2 separate regions of the Homo sapiens genome follow, and region 2 is linked to region 1. A link is a contact called in ENCODE Hi-C or POLR2A ChIA-PET data. All regions are on one chromosome and are shown on one strand. Each heading gives the region's core, a stretch centred on a gene start or an enhancer-like site at or near the end of the contact. The rest is flanking DNA. Distances are from core to core; before and after follow the strand shown. Region 1 overlaps PLCL2 (phospholipase C like 2). Region 2 has its middle 97 kb from the start of PLCL2-AS1.

Region 1 (3,877 bases), core at 693-3,192:
CTAGTCTCAGGTATTTCTTCATAGCAGCGTGGGAAAAGACTAATACAGGAATGGTACAGCTCTGGCAGTCTTTTTGCAAGCAGAAGCCTGTATACTCCAGGAGAAACTAGAGAATGCTTTTGAGGATTATTTTTGTTGTGACAGTCCCATTAAAATGTGGACTGAATCCTCTCCTTCATGACACAGACAGCATCAGTGGTGCTGTCCTTGCCACAGAAGGCCCCAGGGTGTGTGGGCACAGCGAGTGATGCAAGTGATGTAACCAGAAGAGGTTTTGGGGGATTTTCACACTTCTTTACACATGCTATCCTAGCCTGGCAGAGTGGTCTGTGATTCCCCACTCAGTACTACCTCTCTGTCTTTTATCCTTAAAAGAAAAACTGGAAGTCAAAGCTGATTGGCTGTCAAACACCAGGCTCCAGTTTCAACCTCTGTATCAAACCAAAATAGCAGCCTTCTAATGGAAATTTTCTTTTAGTATAAAATGTACTTTCTTTTTTATCTGTGCAATTTACATTCATTTTAATTTTTTGGAAAGCAGCCAGTTGATTTTTGCATTTAAATGAGAGTGAGAAGTATAATTATTTACACAAATTTAAAATTTTCTATGTAAAGGAAATAAATTTCCAATGATGAAATTGTATACCAAAAAATTAATTGCAAAATTTTGTAGGCATGTGCATATGTTTCTGAGAGGTTTTCATCAAATTTTCAAAGGGATCTGAAATTAAACAAACAGCCAAACAACTGATTCAGAGCAAGCTTCTGCTGTTGCAGCAGCTCTAGCTCACTGTTTAGACCTCCTCAGAATAGCGACAGCATACAGGGAGCCTATTAGTTGTGTACCCCAATCTTTGGTGAGCCTGGAGGGAGGTAATTGAGAGGGAGGCAGGGGCCCTGAAAATGGAGTAGGTGTTGATGAGTGCCCATAACTCTCCAGGCCCAGCCAGGGCACCATTAACCATCTTCTGCTTTGGCAAGAATAATCCAGATCCACCTGGAGAGGCTTTTGGGCTAGGGAGGACTTTATATGCAGCAGGACTGCATTAATGACTTTCAGGCCCTTTTCCTTTGTAGGCTCCTTCCTCCATAAAAAAAAAAAATTGAAAATTATATTTTATGACTGTGTTGGTCAGATCTGTTAATATTATATATTAAAACGTTTTATCTGAGCTAAAGGTCCTTTTTTCCCTTCTGATTTTAAAAGAAATTAAAACATTTGTGTGAGCCCCTAAAAATATTGTGGGGCTGTAAGCATTGTGCCTGTTGTACCCAGTGAATAAGTTGGCCCTGAGGTGTGCAGATCATCTCTTGATTTTTTTTCTAAAATGTATAAGGAAGATGTGGAATATACAAGCGAATATGTTCTTTTTACTCTCAATCTATTATTTTTGAATAAAGTTGAGAGAAGGCATTAAGCATATTATTAATTTACATTTCAAAGAAACAATTTTGAATTCGTTAATGTGGAACTTATATTTTTGATATAGATTTCTTGTATTGTTAATTTTTGCAAAGATAATAATTTTCAAAATTTTAATCAAATTTCAGTTTTTAAAACTAAAATTTTACTGTATTAATATCAGTAATGAATATTCTACAGAGTTTGAAAAGATTTACTCTTCTGAGTGTATTTGCAATGAAAAATATTTTAAGCATTCTTTCCAGTTTATTTTGTGAATATATGTAATACTTTTTACATAATAAATTATTTTCTAAAATAAAGCTTCATAAATTAGTTTTATGTAATAACTTGTATGTCTTTTCCTGATTCTGAGAAGTTTTCTATGAATTCTTTGAGTAAAAATCTATTTTAAAAGATAACAGGCAATAATTTGTGACTAGGAAATTTCAGAGTGGCCAGGAAAAACATGCTAAAAATAGAAACTGTTTGTTTACTCTGTGCTCCACCCAGTCTAAAACACAGCCATGTGGTTGCAGACTTGGGGAAGGCCCTGTGGTAACTTGGAAGGTGTTTTTTCCCCGCTGAGTTGCAGAGTTTAAGAGATCATTCTTATAACTTCTGAATCCTGTTTCCTTTCTTTAGCAACTCAGATAAATTATTTTTGCAAGCTGTTATCTGAAAATGAGTTTGACCATGTTCGTTTAGTTTTTAGTGTCTTATCATCCTCCTTTCTACTTATATATTTAATTTAAGCCCTGTTTCATGAAAGGAAATTTTGAGATTGGAGGTTTTACTAATAACTTATACCTCAAAATTTGTCAGTTTATAGTTTAAACTTTCCGGTGTTTTTCATGATAGTCTAAAAAAATAGCCACTTATTTGTTCATTTTGTTACAAAAGGGGCTAGATTATGAATTTAGTTCTTGGGTAGGCTTATCACCTAGGAACAACACAACTTTATAGGACTGAATGTTAACCAGACAAGCCTGTGATTTGTGTGCACAGATAACAGAAACCATAACCACCAGAAAGGCAGCCCAGTGATACCAGTGTTGGGTCAGCCACACATTTTATTAGTCAGATGCTTGGAGCACCTACCACTATTCAGGACTCCTTGCCCAAATGCTGTTGCTTTGTTAACTCTGTGCTAAGGTGTTAGGGCATTATGATGCCCAGTTCCCCAGAGCACTCCATTAGGGGCTTAGGCTTTGGAGTAAGCTGGCTGGTGTGAGTCAGACTGGGGGGTCACCTATTGGCCTTAGTTTCCTTATCTCTAAAATGTATATAATGATGAGATTAGTTTCATTGGGTTTTTGAGAGAATTAATTGAAGTCATGCAAGTAAAGCACAGCTTTCAATAATTATTAGCAATTTTTTTTTTGGTATTAACGTACAGCATAACAAAAGTCTAGATTTACTTCAGGAGTTGTGCCCTTGAAGTAGAATTTGGTTGTTTGCTTTACCTGCCTTCATAATGACTGCACGAAAGAAATAAATATCAATTCATTTCATTGTATTCAATTTGTTTTATTTCAAAACAAGTTAAATGAATCTTTAATTTTTTTTTATTCCAATGATATGTATTCATGTCAATATTTTATTCCAGATGATGTTTAAGCAAATATAAGTGAAAATACTGTGTGGGCTGATTTGATACTGTTTGTCATTCCTATTGTATGTTTGACTCCCTACCTCCCTTTCGTGGGTTTTCTGTCTCTCTATTTAAACTTTTTATTATGGGAAATGGACACAAATAGAGAGAATAGTATGATAAACTCTTATATACCCATCTCCCACCTTCAGCAGTTATCAGCTCATGGCTAATATTGTTTCCTCTGCATTCCTATCCACTTATCCCCATCCTGTGTTATTTTAAAGCAAATTCCAGACACCGTATTATCCATAAACATATTTTTACCATCCACAATATTATTATATCTGTAAAATAATAATAATTCCTCAATATCATCAACTATCAACAGTGTTCCAATTATTTTTAAGAGGCATAGCTTTAAAAAAATTAGTTTGTTTAATTTAGGGTCCAGTTAAGATCCCATACGTTTCAATGGTTGACGTGTCTCTTTTTTCTTTTAATGTACCCTAGTCAGTTCCTCATTGTCTGTGGGCAGGAGGATATAACATCCCTGGATTAGCTGAGAGCTATTAGTAGCTAACACTAAGGGCAGTTGCAGGGATTTGGACAGGGCACCCACCACATCCACTGCTTGGGGGAGGTGGTGGATAATCTTCAGGCACAGGGAACAGCATAAGCCGGGACCCGTGAATGCACAGCACAGCATGTTTGGTGGAGTGACAAAGGTTGGCAGTCTGGGAGGTGGGCAGCTCAGGTTGGGGTGTTGGGGATTGAGGCTGTGTTCCAGGTGGTTTATTATACATTTTTGGTGCTGGGCTTAAAAATAGCTTGTTTATTCAGATGAAGATGAAATTAATAAAAGTGTGATATGAGTAGAG
Region 2 (3,877 bases), core at 834-3,333, 240 kb after region 1:
TGGGATTATAGGCCTGAGCCACTGCACCTGGCCTAGTTGGATATTTGAAATTAGATTTATGCAGGAGTGTCTGGGTTATTATTGAGGTCTGATTCATCTCTTCAAAGAAAGGGGTCAGTGTCCCCAATGTCACTTTGGGCCATACATCATGAACGGAGTCACAAGTTATGGGGCTATTTCCCAGGTGTTTCTGAGAGAAGAGTACCAGGCCCAGAAGTGTTTTGCAGACCTGTCAGGGATCAGAGGACATCAGCAACAAGAATGCGGCCGAGTGGACCTTTCCGGGGGAGGCAAGGTGGGAGAGGAAGGGAGACCCGGGGACATAGAGGATCTTTCACAGCAGGTGCCAAGACTCTAGGTCCTCCTCCTACATTCTGGTGAATGATCATTGCCACCTGGCTGGAATTTGTGCAAAATTGGCTGCATTCTGGGAAAAGCACTTGTCAAATCCTCCCAGAAAAGAGCCTGGAGCCAACATGTCCCTCAGAAACTGTCCTTCTGCTGCCCCCCACCCCCCAACCCCAAATGCCTTCTGCCCCTGGACACCTGAGCAGTTCTTATGTCTTTGCATAGATTAGGAGGATATTCCAATTTATTCTGCATTAAAAGCCACTTTTCTTACATGCTTCTTCCTCTGAGTGACAGCTATGGCTTCAAGCAGTTCTCTTTTTAGCTAAAAAAGCTTATCAACTATGTGGCCACTGAACTCCATACACTCTTCAGAGTTGGTTAGTATTATGGACACTTCTTTAAGGAATCATCTGAATCTTTAAGCTGTAGGAATTGACCCATTAGTGGATCATGAGATTAATTTAGTGGGTCACATCCAGCACTTATGAAAGTAAAATAGAATCAAATAAAATAGGGGAGGAGGTATCAGAATGAGAAAGGTATTGCATGCGGTATGAGGATGTTTGTTTCACGAGCCTTCTGTTTCAGGGTGTGTATGGTGTGTGTATTCAGGGGTTAGGGTATGGGGGTAGAGGCAGCTGACTGGCTAGCAAAGCTGTACTCCTCTCCATAGTATCAGTGTGTCCCTAGGAAGGGGCTGCCCTTGTGTCTAGGTGGGCCGCTGGGTGACTTGCTTTCCCAGTGGAATGTGATTAAAAGTGACACTTTACTTCTTAGTCAAAGTGTCTCTGACATTGGTGGGAAAGTCCTAAAGGATGGAGCCTCAATGTGGCTGGGTCCCTGAATCACTGCATGGAGGAGAGTCACACACAAACCAGGAAGCCTCACTTTGATACTTATGTCTGTGAGAAATGGACTTCTCTTGTTTTAAGCAACTGACATTTTGGAACCTGTGTGTTATATAGCAGCAGACACAATCCTATTTAATATATCATGGAATATATTTTTAAGCCAGTCAAATTTCATCATAAAATGTATTTATTACTGTGGGGTCTGGTCAAAAAAGTTTGAAAAAAGTGCCTGCTCGGCTGGGCGTGGTGGCTCATGCCTATAATCCCAGCGCTTTGGGAGGCCAAGGTGGGTGGATCATGAGGTCAGGAGTTCAAGACCAGCCTGGCCAAGATGGTGAAACCCCATCTCTACTGAAAATACAGAAAAATTAGCCGGGTGTGGTGGTGGGCACCTGTAATCTCAGCTACTCGGGAAGCTGAGGTGGGAGAATTGCTTGAAACCCAGGAGGTGGAGGTTGCAGTGAGTTGAGATCGTGCCACTGCACTCCAGCCTGGGCAACAGAGCGAGAATCGTCTCAAAAAAAAAAAAAAAAAAAAAAAAGCCAGCTCTACCCCAGCCTCCTTATTTTTCAGATGGAGTGTCAGAGAGAGTGGGGCCTACCCACTGTCTCCTGGACGAGCTGGGACCAAACCCAGCCTACGCAGGAGGGGTCATAACATGAGGCCTGTATCTGCTTTGTTCCCATGGAATCCGGTAAAGTGGATCCCCAGTTCGACTCCAGCAGGCCCATCTCTCACCTGTCTGCCACGTCCACACTGCCACCAGGGACAGAGCTAACATCTGGCTCTGCTTCATGAGGCCTCCAGCCCCAGAGCAGCTCAGGGACAGGAAGGATGAACTCTGCCTGGCCTTGCTGAGCTAGTTCTCGGGGCTCCCACTGCAAGCTCTGTGGTTAACGCCTCTGCTGACAGCGGACAGGACAGACTTTCTCTGAAAGTCTGAGTTTCTCTGAATCTCTGAGGTGCAGGATTCTCAGAAACCCAGCGGCAGCCTTGCCACGCACCACCGCTGCGACACTGGGTGAGTCACACACATGCCCAGGAACATGCCTCCATATCTTGTGACAGGGTGAGTTTGGTCCCTGGTGCTGGTGCTGCACGGTAGATGGAAGCACAGCGGCTGCTGCGATCATGCAGAGCTTGTCACCTCCAGGAGTTAGAAGCCACCCAAATCCTGCCATTCAGGTGCTGGGGGAGGGAAAGTCCTGAGGGGCAGAGCTTCTGGGCTGTCTGCACACATGTGGCCACATCAGCCCAAGGCTTTGCCTTCCCCATCACCGGCCCCCATGGGGAGACTGGGAGGAGTTAATGCAGGTGACAGCCAGACCCAGGGCCTGGAGTTTGACAGGCTTAATACCCTTGCAACACCCCTGCGAGGTGGCCAAGCTAGGCATTTGCCCCAGCCCCACCCCCCAATATTAACGACGGGGAAATGGAGGCTCCTGGAGCTTGCTTGTCTTGCTCATAGTCCCCTCTTGATTGGCTGACAGCGGGATAGATGGACCCCTGGCACCTTGAGGGAGGAGTCAGGCAGGCAGGGCTCACGGCACTGGTGTCTGATGGACACTAACATCTCTGAATGAACTGGGGTTGGTTGACACTGGCTTCTATCTTTCCCCAACCTGTAAGCAGCCTGGGATTTGATCAGAGTTGATTATGACTCTTTCCCCAGGGGTGATGTTTGTGGGAGGGGCAACGTTTATGGGAATGAAAGCAAAGAATGACAAAGAGGTTTAGGAAAAACCTGGGACTGGCTGGTCCTCAAGATCTGGGGAGGAGGTGGTTTCTGCGCTCTCCCCCACCCCACCGTTCTGGGCTCCCAGAGTCATCTACTCATCTCCTCCTCCTCTACATATTCATATTCACCCCTCACACTCCAGTGGCCCAAGCTCAGTCCCTTCAAGGGAGGCTGGTCTAGTTGTGTCCCTCCCCAGGGGGAAAGGGAACTGGGGCTTCCTGAAGGGTCTCTGCCACATCCTTCCCATCTGAAATTATCTCATTCATTCACTGGGCATTGCCTTTCTCTCCCACTGGACTGCAAGCTCCCTGAGGACAGGCATCTTATCCATCTTGTTCACTGCATGTCTCCAGCCCCCAGCACAGTGTTTGGCACATGGTAGGCTCATAAATATGGGTAAATAAATAGCTAAGGCTCAGAGTCCCTCTTTTCAAGATAAGAAATGCAGAATCTGGACTTGGACATGAATATATTCAGCAGAATGCAGGGAGGTGTAGGACAAAGGCCTGGAGAACGTGTACAGTCCTAAGATGGGAGAGTTTACAAGAGATGGATCCTGCTAGTCAGAGTTATCAGGAAATAGCCACTGCTGCATAACGACCTTCCCCAAAACTCAGTAGCTTAAAACAATCATTTAGTTTGCTCACAATTTTGTACTTTGGGAAGGGTTTGGTGGGTATACCTTGTCTCTGCTCTGCACAGTGTCATTGAGGCCAAAGGATCCACTTCCGAGATGGTATTGTAAGCTGTTATTGACTGTTGGCTGCTCTCCACATTGCTGCTTGGGCTTCCTTGCAGCATGGTGGCCAGGTTCCAAGTGTGAATGTACCAAGAGACAAGAAGTAGTCCCATCTGATGCCGCATCATGTCCTCCATAGTCTACTGGTTGAGAAGTCACAGAGCCAAGATTCAAGGGCCTCTTCATGGGACCGGTGTC

Evidence for each region. A loop is a pair of places that touch in the nucleus more often than their neighbours do. ChIA-PET counts read pairs that join two places held with the same protein, here RNA polymerase II (POLR2A). Pooled maps may share reads with other maps.
Region 2: a map of natural killer cell shows a loop between it and region 1 (4-fold over the local background). The contact joins two enhancer-like sites. A Hi-C loop is called at or near these places in 4 of 168 maps with a recorded cell type or tissue (Right ventricle myocardium inferior, gastrocnemius medialis, heart left ventricle and 1 more), 4 of 37 single-sample maps with no recorded cell type and 15 of 50 pooled maps. POLR2A ChIA-PET finds 5 or more read pairs at or near these places in 2 of 52 experiments (GM10248 and activated T-cell).

The regions. Positions count from the first base shown.
Region 1 is chr3:16,904,974-16,908,850 of GRCh38, forward strand. All of the region lies in intron 1 of PLCL2 (phospholipase C like 2), which reads left to right. Among named protein-coding and RNA genes, the nearest start is that of PLCL2, 22 kb to the left of the region's middle. Within about 2 kb of position 1,943, at least 8 of the 41 ENCODE cell types and tissues checked have a DNase peak (open chromatin) inside an H3K27ac peak, as active enhancers do; they include natural killer cell, where a contact is called at or near this core.
Region 2 is chr3:17,149,673-17,153,549 of GRCh38, forward strand. No RefSeq gene overlaps it. Among named protein-coding and RNA genes, the nearest start is that of PLCL2-AS1, 97 kb to the left of the region's middle. RefSeq lists enhancers at 1,753-1,832, 1,833-2,334, 1,873-1,932, 2,133-2,302 and a silencer at 3,689-3,860. Within about 2 kb of position 2,084, at least 4 of the 41 ENCODE cell types and tissues checked have a DNase peak (open chromatin) inside an H3K27ac peak, as active enhancers do; they include natural killer cell, where a contact is called at or near this core.